Linked DNA regions of Mus musculus: region 2 is linked to region 1. The links are chromatin loops, found by intact Hi-C in ENCODE. Cell type or tissue: gastrocnemius. All regions are shown on one strand.

Region 1 (8,000 bases):
GACTTGATGTCTGTGTGACTATTGAATATCTCTCTCCTTTCTACCCAATAGATCTTTGAAAATAAAGGAGCCATGATGGGCTGTTCTAACCCCCATCCCCACTGCCAGGCAAGTATGTGACAGGCCTTAATGGCTTTCTTGGCTGAGTCCACCGGCATTGTGGACAGGACTACTAGATTAAGAGATAGGGCAAAAGAAATACATTGGTAATTCGGAGGCTCAGAGATAATGGGCTGGCCTGCTCTTCTTTGTGCTTGCCCTTTGACAGGTTTGGGCTAGCAGCTTCCTGCCAGATATCGCCCAGCGTGAAGAGCGATCCCAGCAGACCTATCACAGCCAGCATGGAAAACCTTTGTTATTGGAATATGGTCACCAAGAGCTCCTCAGGAAGGTAGACCAGACCTTTTACCCTCACAGAGAGACGTGCTTTAAAGGGGGATAGGACATTAGCAGCCACCTAAAGGAATATTATGGTGGCTTAGGGTAGGTGCTAGTGAGAGCCTTCTGTTTCCCTGCGGCCTGTGCCCTTCCCCCTCTCACATGCACGATTCACTTCCATTCTGTGCGTCCAGGAACGTCTGGTCCTAACCAGTGAGCACTGGATAGTTCTGGTCCCCTTCTGGGCAGTGTGGCCTTTCCAGACACTTCTGCTGCCCCGGCGGCACGTGCGGCGGCTACCTGAGCTGAACCCCGCTGAGCGTGATGGTGAGTCTCCTGGGTAGGACAGTGGGACTGGGTGCTGGATAGAATGGCCTTGATGGGACCAGCGTCTCTTCCCTGGGGGTGAAAATCAGGCTCTGATTCCAGATCTCGCCTCCATCATGAAGAAGCTCTTGACCAAGTACGACAATCTATTTGAGACATCCTTTCCCTACTCCATGGGCTGGCATGGTAAGGCTTTTGGGGTTGGGATAGCCCCAATAGTGTTTCTGGGCTTCTAGGTTCCGGCTTAGGGAACTAGAATCCCTACGAGGCCTTAAAGCACTTGTTGGCTTTAAAACAACTGTCCAGCGCATGGGTGCTGGGACTGAGAGAAGAGAGATTTGGTGACCCCGTTACTGATTGCTACCTAATGCCTGAGCTCCCTGGTGGAAAATACCTGGAGCTGTAATAATCTTCAGGGTTAGCTTAGGGGAGGGGCTAGACTGAAGGCTGACAAAGGGCCTCCCAGATCACCTCTGTCTTCTTCTTGTCAGGGGCTCCCACGGGATTAAAGACTGGAGCCACCTGTGACCACTGGCAGCTCCACGCCCACTACTACCCCCCACTTCTGCGATCCGCAACTGTCCGGAAGTTCATGGTTGGCTATGAAATGCTTGCCCAGGCCCAGCGTGACCTCACTCCCGAACAGGTCAGGACTCACATCCTGGGTCGTCATATCCGTTCACCTCATTTCCTCACGGGATCTCAGCAGTCTTGACCCTGAAGAGCCTCATAAAAATCTCTGCATTCCTAGAACTCAGTCGCCACTCAACTCCACCCCCTGGTGACTCCAGCTATCCTGAACTAATCTTCCCATCCCATAAGCCCTCCTCAGTATTTCCTGGGCCCAGAACGCCTCGGTACAATTCCAGGTGACCCTTACTCTCCCTGATTGCTTCTTGTCCCTTTATAGGCCGCAGAAAGATTAAGGGCGCTTCCCGAGGTACACTATTGCCTGGCGCAGAAAGACAAGGAAACGGCAGCCATTGCTTGACTGTGACCACATCAGGGCCTTGAATCTTTGTACCTGACAGACCTGGGACCTGGAGTTCGGGCAGATGTGACATCAATAAAACTGCGTCTCACATTTTAACCATGTTTTCTGACACCAGAGGAGTAGTGTGGACTCTTACATTCCGGAGTTTGGGTAAAGGCTAAGTGTGACTCCAAACACTCTTGCCTACGGACTTTGAAAAATTTGGTGCAAGAATCCCCTTCACCAAGCCAGACATGATGGTGTGTGCCTGTGATTCCACCACATTGGCAGCTGCATTAGGATTGCGAATTTGAGGCCAGTGTGGGTTACTTAGCAAGACCTAGTCTCTGAAACCGAAGCCATGCTGGATCTCATGTTACAGGTCTGTAATCCTGGCTCCCCAGGACACTGAGGCAGGAGGATTGCAAATTCAAGGCTAGTCAGGGTAGCTTGGTGAGACTGTCTGGTACAAAGGACCTGTGAAATAGGTCAGTGGTAGAGTGGGTGTCTGACACATGTAAGGCCCTGTGTTCAGCCCTAACTATAGAGAAGAAAATCCTACCTCTGCTCAATGTTCACTATTGTCTCCAATCCTCTTCACTTGTGATATGGATAGCATGCTAATTTAGGAGGCTGTTTAAAAAAATCTTATGTTCTTAGCTTGGCAGCGTCAACCGGAAGCCCAGAGCCGTTTGTATCACTGAGCCTGTCAGCTCACCAAGTCTCAGCCTCAAAGTTTGGTGGGGAGAGGGTGAGCAAAGTCCTAGTCCCATGGTCACCCCAGACACTGGGCTGCTGGCCAGAACCCTGGTTTTGTGAGTGGCCACAGTCAGACGCTGCTCCAGACCACAGGGGCTAAAGGGGCGGGTTGGGAGTGTGCGTGTGGCTTTGTGTTCTTGGCTTCCTGGATTTCCATGTGCAGCAGATGTCGCTTCAGTACTGTACCTATGCTACAAGAATTGCACTAAGCATGGCGAGGGCAGCCAGAGAGAGAGAGCCCCAGGACCTAGAATGACCTTGAGTCCGCCTCCTCTTTGAATCTGTTTTTCCTTGTGATAGTGGAGGAACCACAGGGCATTTGGTGTTTGAGACCAGATACCACTTGGTGGTCTCCAAATTCTAAAGCAAAAGTAAGAGCTGTGGCAGATGTGGAGATGGCTAGAATGCCTTTCATCCATTCTTTTCCAGGGGTAGTGAGTCTTGGGGTCGAGAAGTCACACTAAGTGTGGACAAGTGACTGGGCCTGACTGAGAAAACCCTGGTTCTCTCTCCTTGCTGTCTTCTTGAGACCTTGGAGGCTTGGAAGGGGGATGGGTGCCAGGGATTGGGAATGTTGCCTGGGGCTGGAAAATCAGACAAAGCAGGCACTTCCCTTGCTTGCTAGGTAGGTGGTTGGTTTCTTAGGGCATACATAAACACACACCCCCTAACCTTGCCTAAGGTTTGGAAATGCCTGGAAAGTTTTAAAAAACACTGCGGGAATCTAGAAGAGATTCTGATTTCAGTGGCGTGGGATACGGCCTGACTGTTTAAAAGTCTAAGAGAACTAGACCAACCCCCTGGCTCCCTATCTTATCTGGAGTCAGGGGCACCTTCATCGAATACAGTCAGCTGCCCAGTGGCTCACTAGGGAACCTGAGGCTGTGTGGACGCCAGGGACAAGGGCCTGGACACTTTCAGGCCTGAAGTCCCTGGGAGGACAGGCCTTCAGGAGAGGTCTAAGGAACGCAGCAGTTTCAGGTTTTGTCCTAGGAATCCTACTCTGGCACCCTCCTCTAAGTTCCAGACGGGACAGGAAGTGTCCAGAGGAGGTGGAAGTGATTGGCAGTTGGAGGCTCCAATGGGCCGAGAACCCCCCTGCTTCACCTCTCTCTTTCTATTGGCGCTGGGAGGAGCCGCCCCCACTGCCTGCGCTCAGCACTGGAGGGAGCAGAGGCCGGGGCAGAGGGTGAGGGCGGAGGGCGCTGGCGGCGGCTGCCGCAGAAGGTGAGAGGCCCTACTGGGACCCGGGTGTTGACTCCCAAGTCCTGCCAAGAGGGGGCGGGGCAGGGTGGTGTGTGATCTGAAAGGCAGGGAGTGACAGATGGACTATGAGTGTGTCTCTGTGTGTGGCGATGTCAGTGTGTGTGAGGCTCAGAAACTGGTGTCATTGGTGTGTCTGTCAGCGTCTGTCAGTGGGCAATTTTTCTTTAGGTGTTTGTTTGGGAGAAGGGCTGTGACCACACCGGGGGATGTGTTTTGGGAAGCTTCTGTAGGGTCTAGATTTTGTCTGTCAGGGTGGCTGGTTTGTGTGTGTGTGTACTAATGTGTGACTTCAGTAATAGTGCAACAGTGAGACTTGTGACCATGATGTGTCTTGTGTCCTAGCCTAGACTGTGTGGGAGTGAAGCTGTGTTCCTCTGTTCAGGAACTGCTTAAGTTGTGGAGGGAAACTGACTTTTCTACCCAGCCTGCAGCAACAGACAAGATCCACCCCCCAAGCCACATGGCTTTCCTTCTTCCTCTGTTCAGGAGCTGGTGGGGGCTGAGAATGGTCAGTGATAGAGCACTTGTCTGGTGTGAGCCAGGGCCTAGGTTCCATCTCCAGGGCTGAGACAGTAAGTCCCATCACTGGGCCACATGTATCCAAAGCCTCTGGATTCCTGGGGTTGCAGATGTGGCACATCTGTTTTTGTACGCCGCTGGGTGTCAAACCTAGGGCTCTGGGCATGTTAGGCAAACTCCACCAACCGAGCTATATCCCCGGTGCCCCGGTCTTCTGGTGTTTCTGTTTTCATGCCTGGCTCTGCTTCTTTACATCTCTTTCTCCGTTCCCATGATTATCTTCCTGGAGAGATTTTTATGTCTCTTCGCAGCTCCCCCTTACCCCCCAGGTGTCTCATGTTTCTGCTTTTCTGGTTCTGTCTACAGGCTGTCTGTCCCTCAGTGTCCCTCTGTCTGAGTTTCCTACTTATTCTTTGTTTCTGGCCACACAAGGACTTGTAGCCTTGCTATGACACTGGTCCATCTTTACTAAGAGCTCCTATGAGCTCCTCATGGTGAGGAGTTGCTTTTAGGGATTATAGGGTAAACACACACACATACACACATGCTTCGTGTGTCTCTGTGTCAATAGGACCTCTAGTAGGCTAAGCTGTTTAAATGTGTCTGTGTGTCTCTGTGTGTGACTGTATCTGAGGGTAACTGTGTGTCTTGTGTATCTGGCACCAAGGGATCAAAGGCATTTCCTGGTGCTGAGGCCCAACTGGTGGAGGGGGAAAATAGAAATGGCTGCAACCTCCTGGGAAGGGGGGGGGGGGCTGGTCTCTGGCCTTTCCTTACATTCTCCAGTGTGAAACCTGTTTTCCCCTGGAAACACAGCCATCTGTGCCCCAAGGAAACATTGCTGGAGAGTGGAAAGAACAGGAAGGAGTATGTCTGTGTGCTAATTCTTTTTATTATGTCCACATGTGTTCAAGTGAATATCTTTGCTTTAGTCAACTACCTAGTGATTCCCTGAGTAAGTAGGCTTTGGTGACTCTGTGAAAACAAAGGAAATCTTCCAGCAACAGAAGATTTCTAGAAGAGCTACCCCCCTCTCCTCCTTGCTAGTCCTGGTTGTGTCTCTGGCTTCCTTTCCAGCCTGAGGTGGGAGGCCTCTTTCCTTCCCAGGCCCTGTGGTGGGAGGGAATGAGAGAGGGAAGAGGAAGAGGTGGAGGAGGGGGCCTGCTCAGCTCTAAGGCCCAGAGGGGGCGGGGCTCGACATGGGAAGGAGGGGATGGTTCTGGGGTCCCACAACTCAGTGGAGCGGGAGACAGTTCTTAGCCTGTAGGAGGAAGTCTTGGAGGCCATGGGCACTCAGTCACTGTGATTATCAAGGTAGGGTGGGACTAACCAGGGTAAATGGGGCGGGACCCGGGTGGGGGCAATAAGACAGTCAGGGGGACACAGATATGTGAAGGCCTTGTTCTGCCCTGCTCTGGAGAGGTCCTGTGGCGCTTTGACTGAGAGCTTACCATCTACCCCTTTCTGACTACCTTTAGTTTGCTGCTGCTCCCCGCCACCCGAGTCTTTTCTCCCAGCCCCAACTCCTTCTGGAGTCCCTGCTGCACCAAACCAGACCTCTTGCATATTGGCCCCTGACTCCATTGCCTTTGCTCATGAACACTTTTCTTCCCCCACCCCCTGCACTTGGTACTGTGGCCCCCTGCATCAGGCGCCTGCTCCTGCAGGCTCCTAGTTCCCCTCCCTTCTCAGCCACCGCGTCTCCATCTCCATCTGCTGGCTCCTCGCCCGCTCCCAGCCTCTGGCAGGAGCCAGGGCATCTGGATCCGCTTAATTCTGCAGCCCCAGCCTGCACCCTAGCTCCATCCAGCCTCACAGGCTTGAGACCAACAAGATTTCAAGCCAGGCCCATCTGAGTGGCCCAACTACGAGAGCAAGAAGCCAGGCCTAGGCCAGAGGCTTGGCAGCTAGAGGAGGGCAGGGCCTCATGTTGGGAATATGGGGGGCATTTGGGCCCATCATGTCAGCTCCCTACCTGCGGGTGATGAGGTTTGCTGTATGTTGGCCAGAGGTGATAATTAGCCTTGGTCAGGTTAAAGGTGAATGCCAGAATTCCCAGCAGCTGAATCGTATGGGTTAATGGGAGTGGAGGAGCTGGTGCCAATCTTTGGTGCCAGGGGTGGGCGCCAAGGATGGTGTGTTGTGTTGCGGGGGTGGGGGGTGAGTGCTAGCACAGTCTGTTGCCTCTGGCTTTTGTTCTGGGCCTTAAGCCCAGGACTGGGATGAACGTGTGTGTGTGTGTGTGTGTGTGTGTGTGTGTATGTGTGTGTGTGTGTACACATACACAAGGACAAATACAACACTGGGTATATGGCGAGAAATGGGAGTTCAGGTTAGGTTCCTCAGTCATTTTCAATAGCTTCATTTCTCTTGGTATTTCAGTTTTCCTTAAGGAAGCCCCAGCTTTGGAGAGGGATAAGCCGGGCTTTAGTTCATAGAAGGGTAAGTCCTTAAGTGTCCCTCTCTCCACAGATGAGCAGCAGCTGCTCAGGGCTGACCAGGGTCCTGGTGGCCGTGGCTACAGCCCTGGTGTCTTCCTCCTCCCCCTGCCCCCAAGCTTGGGGTCCTCCAGGTAAGAAAATGCCTCTCTGGCTCCCAAGTGTAACTTCATGCTTGGGCACAATGACCCCACCCAGGGCTTGGCAGCCTGCTCCTCACCCTGTCGTTCTCGTAAATGGGAGAGGGTATAAAAGAGGTAATAACCGCCTTTTATAGGGGTCCAGTATGGACAACCTGGCAGGCCCGTGATGCTGTGCTGCCCCGGAGTGAGTGCTGGGTAAGTGTCCACCTGTCTGTTCATCTCATCCTTTCCTGACCCTGCCCAGCTCTTATGTTCCCTCCTAAACTCGCTTCTTCTGGCTGTAATCCTTGCTTGTGTGTCCTAACCCTCCAAATGTATTTATTCAATAGAAAGTGCTGCTAATGCTGGGGATGTCATTGGTGCCAGGCCTGTACAAAGCCTTGGGGGTGGGCGGTGGCTTGATCCTTAGTACCCAAAATCATCCCTCAGTGAACCAGCCGGTATGTTTAAATACCTGCTAAGTGCCGGGCCTGCCGTAGGCTCTGAGACACGACAAAGGCAAGACGCTTGCCTTCAAGCGCTTTCATCTTAGTGGGGAAGGCAGGCAGCAAGCACTCAAGAAACTTGGTCAAAAAGGAGCAGCAATGGCCAGGTTAGGGTAGCTCCTGACGGGCAGCAGTTTGTGGAGATGCCCTGAGGTGGGGGTGACCTCAGTGCTAAGGAACAGAAAGAAGAGAATGCGGCCTGTGCAGGAGGAAGTTGGGGTGATAAGGTAAAGAAGGCCACGGGAGACCACAAGGGACTATGTGAAGGGAATTTGGGCTTGGGCTTAGTCTCCTTTCTTTCTTGTTTTTATTTTATTCGTTTATTTATCTTGGCATTTGAGAGTGATCTGGAACTCACTATGTAGCTCCAAGTGGCCCCAAACTCATGAACCCCCTGCTTCAGCCTCCTGGGATGATTCTTACACACCACCACCCCAGGCACAGAATCGTGGTTTGATTGCAAGTGTGCTCAGAGAACAGTTGTACAGCCCAACCTCGTCTCTCTCTGACTCATCTCCTCATCTTTCCTCCAGGACTCCAGTGTCCTGGTTTCGGGATGGAGATTCAAGGCTGCTCCAGGGACCTGACTCTGGGTTAGGACACAGACTGGTCTTGGCCCAGGTGGACAGCCCTGATGAAGGCACTTATGTCTGCCAGACCCTGGATGGTGTATCAGGGGGCATGGTGACCCTGAAGCTGGGCTGTGAGTTAG
Region 2 (8,000 bases), 1.2 Mb after region 1:
ATGGGTTTGTAAAGTTTCGGTAAGTCCCTCCTGAGAAGGGCGCTCATACCCATGCCAAGTCAGATTCTCCACATCAGCCATTCCCTGCATTGCCTCCTTCCTTCCTCCCTGTCATCCTCATCTCCCCCCGGTATGTGCATGAGTCCCCTTGACCTCACCTGTACTTTTGAATGAATTGTACCCCATGTCATTCATCTCTCTCTCAAACTCATGTTTCCACGAATATCTCCAATATTTCAGCTCTTAGGTTCTCCCTCCCAACCCATCAGTAACGTGTGGTCCACTTCAGCCTTTTCCTTTTGTCATCTCTCATCCCTGTCCGTCAGACCCTGTCTCCTCCCTGTACTTGATGGTCCCTCTTGCTATCTGTCCTCATTTTTTCTTTCATCCCTAGCTCTACCTTGACATACTCATTCTTCATCAAAGGCAGAGCCATGCCTTGGGGCTCCTTTGTCATCCTACCACGTGGCTTGTGGGGAGGGAGAGGGAAGGAGGGTGGAAAGAAGGAGGGAAAGGAGGCAGGTCCTGAGAGTTTGCCCTGTGTCTGTAGAGGCAAGAGAATTATGGGTCTAGAGCAGCTAGCAGGTGGGTGCCGGAGAGGAAGCTGGCTGTGGTGGGGAAGAGATATTGAAGGACTACAAACGGTGGGTGGGCTGGTAAGCTGGGTCACTGCCCTCTGCCTGGAAGCCGCTGGAGTTCCCTGGGCACCCTGTTGCTGCTGTTCTAGGTTTCTTCCTGTCCTGGGGGAGAGAAAGTGTGGGCTGAGGCAAAGATGGCAGACCACCCATCTCCCTCTCAGACTGCTTTTAATGCCGTTTCCGAAAATGGCTGCCCTCCTCCAGATGATCTTTCTTCTCTGCCTCCCCCAACTCTAGGCTCCCCCACAGGCGTGACATGCTGGTGTGGGGAGATGGGGGAGTACCCGCCTTTATAGTGCCTTCTCTTTGTCAGAGTGAGGTGGCTTTCAGTACCATGAGTCAACCTAGCCACCTGCAGCAGGCAGGAGCTAAGGTCACTCTCCCTGCCTATCTGGGGCCCCCTTAACTGTCACAGCCCTCACTCCTGCCAGGACGCCTTGTACACTTTACTACTGTGAGGTAGTCAGGGGCAGAAAGGCAGGCCTCAGCTCTGGCTGCCAGGACATTGTTAGAAAGACTCTGGTTCTCCCTGTTTTACAAGGGTTGGCTACACCTCAAAAAGGCTAAAGGATGGCACGTGGCCACTCCTTCATATCCCCTCCCTTCATATCCTCCTCAGGTCCACTGATGGAAGCAGGTTAAGAGTAGGAACCCTGGCTTGATGTCCTTGGGCCCCACTTAGGAGTATTAGCCTAGCATGGAGTCAGATCCTAAAATGTAAGGGTAGGTAGAGGAGGGGCTTGCAGCAAAGGGATTTAAGACATGGAGGTTAGTGTCCATGGTCTCCTGGCACCTAGGCTTTAAGAAGGCCGTTTCTCTGATGGTTTTGTTCACTGCCTTTGGTGCTTAGGCAGCGCAGACAAGCAGTCACACTTCAGTGTGTAAATACTGGGAAATGAGTAAAGGCAATGTTACCCTGGCTGGGGGAGAGAGTGTCCCCCTGCTAACGAGGGTGTTAGAAACAGCAGTTTCCAAAGGTGTGAGTCACTCTGTGATCTGAGTCACATGTGAGGCTTAGCATAGTCTGGGGGACAAGGACAGAGAGATCTGGGGTCCCCGGTGGCAGAAAAGACTCCAAACTCCCATACCCCAATTCAGCTGGCTGGAGACTGGAGCCTGTTCCCCATCCTAGGCTCCTGACCCAGCTGTCCTCAGCCCGGGCATCATGCCTGAGGTGTGGCGTAGGAGAGACTGTGAAGCTCAGGTGACCTCACTCAGTGCACTGACCTTCGCCAGCTTCTGTGTGTGTCTGTCAGTCCACAGTGCCATTTCGCTCAGAAGGGCCTCTCGGGGGTCCTCAGGCTGGCCCCAAGGGCCTGGGCCTCTGCCTAGCCCCAAGAAGTAGGCCACAATCTTCAGCCAGAAGCTGAGACGGAATCATGGAATGGTTCATGTCAGAACGGGAAGACATCATCTAGCCCAAAACTTTCATTTTACAGATGGGGAGACAGAGGCCCAGAGAATAGGCATGACCTGCTGAAGGTCACACAGGGAGTCATTTAAGGACTGCAGGATCATCAGGAGTGGGCCTGGGCTGTAGAGAGTAGGGCATCAAAGACTGGCCCTGGGCTCTTTCAGGAACAAGGAGCCCAGCACCGGTCCAGTGGCTGTGATGGGAAAAGATTATTACAAGATTCTTGGGATCCCGTCTGGGGCCAATGAGGATGAGATCAAGAAGGCCTATCGGAAGATGGCCTTGAAGTACCACCCAGACAAGAACAAAGAGCCCAACGCCGAGGAGAAGTTTAAGGAGATTGCTGAGGCCTACGATGTGCTGAGTGACCCTAAGAAGCGGAGCCTGTACGACCAGTATGGTGAGGAAGGTAAGGAGACAGAGCACCAGACCCCGTTTGTCTGGAGCCCTGGGTGAGCCCTGGTTCTCGGAGCAGCAGCAGCGTTGAGGGAGGCAAGTTCCCTCACTTACCTGGCCCCGACTCACTCTCCTCCCCACCACACTCTTCTCCCTCCCTCATCCCCTTCTGGCCCTAGAGAGGCCTGGACACTGTGCCAGAGGCCTCCCCCTCCCCCCACCTTCTTCCCTTCCCAGCCTTATTAGTCCTGCCTGAAGTGCCCGCTGCTTCATTGGCTGATCAGAAAGGTTGGGGAGAGAGAGAGAGCCTGTGACTCTCTGAGGACGGCATTTACATTCATCAGCATAAAAAGTCTGGCCCCTGACTAGCCAGCCAGCGAATTAACTCCTAGAGTTCTGAGTGGAACCGGTTATTGCCACCCCCCCCAACCCCCCTTAGGATGGCAGAGGAAGTGGCAGGGGTCCAGGAGTGGAAGGGGAGATGTTGCTGGCATCTTACCCTCTCCCTAGGGCAGCTGGTGGCCCTGCACAGGGAGGGCAGCAGGAAAGGCCCAAATAAAGTCCCTGGGAGGGTGGCTCCTCCCAGCACATCCCACAGGCATGATGCAGCTGCTAATTCTGGGCCTGCCCCTCGGGGCGCCTGCCACCCGCCAGCCATGGGCACCTGTCAGGCTATATTAAGAGACATTGTCACAGCTGAGGACTCTCCTTACTGGGAAGAACTGTCCTTCCTCCTAACGACATCCTCCGCTCTTTCATTGTCCCCTTCGCTTTCCCCAGTCTACCCTCAGAATGAACCAGGCTAAATGACATGTACTATTCCTGATTAAGTGCAGGGGCTCAAGAGAATGTTCTTTGTGTCACCTCTTCATGTTGTGTCCTGCTCATCTCTGCCTCTCTCCTCCCTGTGCCCCATCTTCCCGACCCCCCCGCCGACCCCCCCGCACCCCCACCCCCGCTTTAGTCTCCATGCTGCGAGCTCATCCCATTTTTCCCTGATTATTCCCAGACTTGTCAATTCTCAGAGAGACCAGGCACCTGCTCAAATCCCCAGCATCCTCCCAGCTAAGTTGGGAGGATGGGAAGTATTGGGAGTGGGAAAGAAGGAAGCAGTGCGGGCACCACACCCCCGTGTGGCCAGTCTCAGAACTGCATTCGCTCCTGCCCTTAGCCCAACCTTTGATAGGAAGATGGGAGAAGCTACCCAGAAACTTCCTCCCCCACCTCAATCGGGACAAAGCCCAAGTGAAGGCAACACTCAGACTCGGACCCTAAGCCTAGACACTGAGTTCTGGGGTAGATCAAGTGCACTGTGACCCAGGGAAAACCTCTGAGACTGAAGGAAGGAGAAGTAGCCTTGAGAAGTCAGTTATATTGCCGTCCACCCTGCCTCTTCCTCAACAGCCAGCCAGAATCATTGTACCAGAGTTTGTGTGCAGCACTGGCTTGGCTTGGGACAAGTTGTTCCCTGCTTGAAGTGGGGTGGGTGGTGGAGTAGGACTCCCCACAGTGAGAATCACCCCCCTGTTGTCATCTAGCCAGCCTCCTGCTCTCTCACCAAGCTCTGCCTAGCTTCTTATACTTGCTTCACAGCTGCCCTTCAACAGGGAGAAAGAGCAGACCCTCTCCCCCAAGTCTTAAGAAAGGGGTTAAGAGGCAGCTGCCACGAGCCCCGGAGTGCCTGCTACTTACATGGCCTCTCTAATGAAACCCAAATCTGTCCTTGTGGCCCCATGAAACAAAACAAAACAAAACAAAACAAAACATCATTTAAGCCCAGGTTACCAAGACAAATTGAAATTTTAGATAAAAGGCCTCACAAAAAGCTGAGAATGTAGCCTAGTGCTAGAGCACTTGTCTAGAGCAGCGCACAGCCCTAAGTCCCACCCCCAGCACTAAATAAACAAGCCTCAGTGAGAGAGGCCCTTCCTCTAGCCTGGACCCCACCCCTGAATCTACAGGTCCCAGATCAGTCTGTGTTAATCCACATCCTTCCTACAGCTCCACCAAGCGTCCACCATCAAAGCGCCATCCAGAAATCCAAGTCCCTCTGACAAGAGGGAGCAGCTGGGTTATCCCTTGCTTGGTGCCATTGACTTGTGGTGGTTGCTCCACAAGTCAATGTGGGATACAGGGCTGGTATGGTGTTACTCTAGGGCACTGGTCCATTATAGTCTGTGTCTGTACAATATGGGAATGACAGTCCCTGAAGCTGTACAATACTAGATCACAATATGCAAATAAAGTGACTGGTATTTTTTTTCTAGAGAAAATAGCTCCTCATTTTCTTTTTTTGTTTGGGTTTTTTTTTTGTTTTATTTTGGTTTTTGTTTGTTTTTATTTTTCGAGACAGGGTTTCTCTGTGTAGCCCTGGCTGTCCTGGAACTCACTCTGTAGACCAGGCTGGCCTTGAACTCAGAAATCCGCCTGCCTCTGCCTCCCAAGTGCTGGGATTAAAGGCGTGTGCCACCATGCCTGGCTCAGCTCCTCATTTTCATGTCAATGAGTTTTCTTGATTTTTGAGAACTCTTGATTTCCAGTTTGAGCAAACTGTAGGGAGAGAGGAAGCAGAGTGGAATTAGGGCTTCCTCCTAAACTGTATCCACACTAAATTCAGGACAACTCACTGATTCGCCTCCTCTGTGGCCAAACCCTGGCTGTCTCGTAGAGATATGGGAGTCAGGTGTGGCCAACAAACCAACCTTTATGAGGCGTCTTTGGACTGTGAGTGGGAATAGTTATATAACTTAAGTCATGTCTTCTAAGTCTCCCAGTCCTGACTTTCCCATGTATGGGTTAACTCAGCTTGACGGGACTCTCAGGATGCAGCTTGTCTTGGTTTGCTTTTTGAGACGAGGTCTCAGTATACAGCCCAGACTAGCCTAAAACTCTCAATCCTCCTACTCAGACTTTATAGAGTACTGAGATTACAGACATGCAACACCATGCCATGTACACATTCCTAAATAGATATCCAATTGAGTAGAAATTAACCTCGTCCAAAGCCTTTCTTATTCTGTCAGCGTGGTCCTCTCTGGGGGTTAGAGACTGCTTGCTTCCCTCAGCCCAGGAGCCAGCATTTAGTGGCAGAGGGAAGGGACTGGGGTGGGGCGAGGATGGACCACACTGCCCCTAACTTCTCGTCCCCTTTAGGCCTCAAGACCGGCGGTGGTTCCTCAGGTGGTTCCGGTGGCTCCTTTCACTACACCTTTCATGGGGACCCTCATGCCACCTTTGCTTCCTTCTTTGGTGGCTCCAACCCCTTCGATATCTTCTTTGCCAGCAGCCGCTCCACTCGGCCCTTCAGTGGCTTTGACCCTGATGACATGGATGTGGATGAAGATGAGGACCCATTTGGTGCCTTTGGCCGCTTTGGCTTCAATGGGCTGAGTAGGGGTCCAAGGCGAGCCCCAGAGCCACTGTACCCCCGGCGCAAGGTACAGGACCCCCCTGTGGTGCACGAGCTGCGGGTGTCCCTGGAGGAGATCTACCATGGCTCCACCAAGCGGATGAAGATCACAAGGCGGCGCCTTAACCCTGACGGGCGAACTGTGCGCACCGAGGACAAAATCCTGCACATTGTCATCAAACGAGGCTGGAAAGAAGGTACCAAGATTACCTTCCCCAAAGAGGGCGACGCCACACCTGACAACATCCCAGCCGACATTGTCTTCGTGCTCAAAGACAAGCCTCATGCACACTTCCGCCGAGATGGCACCAACGTGCTCTACAGTGCCCTCATCAGCCTCAAGGAGGTGTGTGTGTGTGTGTGTGTGTGTGTTCGCACGTGTGTATGTATGTGCTTGTGTGTCTGTCTTTCTGTCTGTTAGAGGGTGATAGGAATCATTTCCTGCCTGCCTGCCATGGTCTTTTCCCGTGTACATCATCTTCCTCCCTCTCCACTCTTTGCCTACTTTTCCCTCACTCTGTGTTATTGTTTTCCAGGCGCTGTGTGGCTGCACCGTGAACATTCCCACCATTGATGGCCGAGTGATCCCTTTACCCTGCAATGATGTTATCAAGCCAGGCACCGTGAAAAGACTCCGTGGGGAGGGACTTCCCTTCCCCAAGGTGCCCACTCAGCGGGGAGACCTCATTGTTGAGTTCAAAGTTCGATTCCCAGACAGATTAACCCCACAGACACGGCAGATCCTTAAGCAGCACCTCCCCTGCTCCTAGGCTCTGCCCTGGCCAGTCTGGAGCCTACCACAGCAATACCCCCACACTCACCCCATCTCACGTGGACCCGGCTGGATGTCCACTGGACACTGGCACTTTTCTAAAATGCAAAGCCACTGATTTTCAGGAGACTGTTCCTGTTCCCGACCCCTTTCGGAGCTGGGCTGCTTTGGGGGAATGGGAGGGCGGTGGGGAAGAGCTAGCCCAGACCAGGGGTCAATTTTCTGTCACGTGCTTTGAATCCAGTTCCCACTGCAGTGGCTGGAGAGAGACTTGAGAGCTACTCGGAGCTATAGATTCCTTGTCCTGCCTGTAAATAGCATGCCCTCCTCCCTCTGAGCCTTGCTAACACTTTTCCTCTCCCTTCCCTTTGGCTTCCTCCTGTTTCTGGAGAAAGAGGATAGAAAGGACACCGCTTCCCACCCCACCCCGGGTGGGTCTGTAGTGTCCGAGGCCACTGCACAAGTGTCCGTGCACACGAAGCATTTGCCAAAATGGTCTCTGTCTCTCCGGGAGACAAGAAAGGACAGGAGATAGGAAGGGAAGGCCCGTTACCTGTGAACAAGGCTGTTCTTTGAGCACGAGACACTTTTCATTTGGGGCAGGGAAGTGAGCCAACACTCAGGAGCCTCCCCAACAGCTGCCCTGCCTGCACCGCACAGAGTTGGAGGATCTGTCCCCCTCAGCTGCTCTGGGGAGTGTTCAAGGGTGGAGAGAAGAAAAATGGGGCTGAACCATCCCAGCTAAGAGGTGGGGCAGGACCCATTTCCCAGCCAGCATCAGGAAGGAAAAGGGCTTTGGGGTCAGGTGGCAGCTGTTCCCCACCAAGAGATTCAGGATCACAGGTTTCCCCCCATATCTCTGAACTCAGGGCCTAGCCACCCCAAACTTCCAAGCCCCACTTTTGTGATATGTGAAGCTGCTTCTTTCTTACTTGGAGGCTGTGTTGGAAGCGTCCAGCCCCTCTCTGCCTGTGTGACCCCCACCCCACCCCACCCCACTCCCACAGTTGTATAGAAGTCGAATAGTGAAGGAGCTGGGAGAAAACTGCTTCAGCTGGTCTTGGGGTGGGGTTCTTAGGTTTTCTCACTTTGACAAGCCCCTGAATGTTTTTATAGTAGTTTTTTGTATTTTTTTGTAATGACAGTATTATGAAAAAAATAAAGTATTTTAAAAATATAGCCTCTGCGCAGAAGCAGTAACCCTGGTGCAGGCAGGAACACAGAGCCACTGTCAGCCTCCTTCCAGGGTCCTGGGCACCCCAGGAAAGCCGGTCAACCTTAGCATATGCTGAGGCTCAACTCTTCTTCCTATAAGCTCTGACCTCTTGGAATTCCAGAACATATACCCCAAACGACAACGCTAGAAGCCAC

What was found. Peaks named below come from ENCODE experiments on the same cell type or tissue, not always from the same donor. Only the 100,000 strongest peaks of a DNase experiment are listed, where the experiment ranks them.
Region 2: a loop joins it to region 1, with 5 times the contacts of the local background. A loop is called at or near these places in 3 of 42 quality-filtered maps.

The regions. Positions count from the first base shown.
Region 1 is chr4:41,756,888-41,764,887 of GRCm38, forward strand. Galt (galactose-1-phosphate uridyl transferase) reads left to right here. Exons shown (of 11, transcript NM_016658.4): 6 at 52-108; 7 at 269-391; 8 at 573-705; 9 at 808-891; 10 at 1,197-1,351; 11 at 1,616-2,356. The coding sequence ends at 1,696. It overlaps Il11ra1 (interleukin 11 receptor, alpha chain 1), which reads left to right and starts at 3,556. Exons shown (of 13, transcript NM_001163401.1): 1 at 3,556-3,664; 2 at 6,695-6,794; 3 at 6,938-6,998; 4 at 7,822-7,991. The coding sequence starts at 6,695. In gastrocnemius, a CTCF peak has its summit at 3,708 (motif pointing right); DNase peaks (open chromatin) are centred at 2,498, 3,658, 5,397, 5,964 and 1 more place; H3K4me3 peaks cover 4,194 bases; H3K27ac peaks cover 5,946 bases.
Region 2 is chr4:42,950,925-42,958,924 of GRCm38, forward strand. Dnajb5 (DnaJ heat shock protein family (Hsp40) member B5) reads left to right here. Exons shown (of 5, transcript NM_001355438.1): 2 at 1-19; 3 at 2,217-2,461; 4 at 5,602-6,203; 5 at 6,394-8,000. The coding sequence ends at 6,627. Among named protein-coding and RNA genes, the nearest start is that of Dnajb5, 5.1 kb to the left of the region's middle. In gastrocnemius, a CTCF peak has its summit at 4,479; DNase peaks (open chromatin) are centred at 1,028, 2,663, 2,943, 3,580 and 2 more places; H3K4me3 peaks cover 8,000 bases; H3K27ac peaks cover 8,000 bases.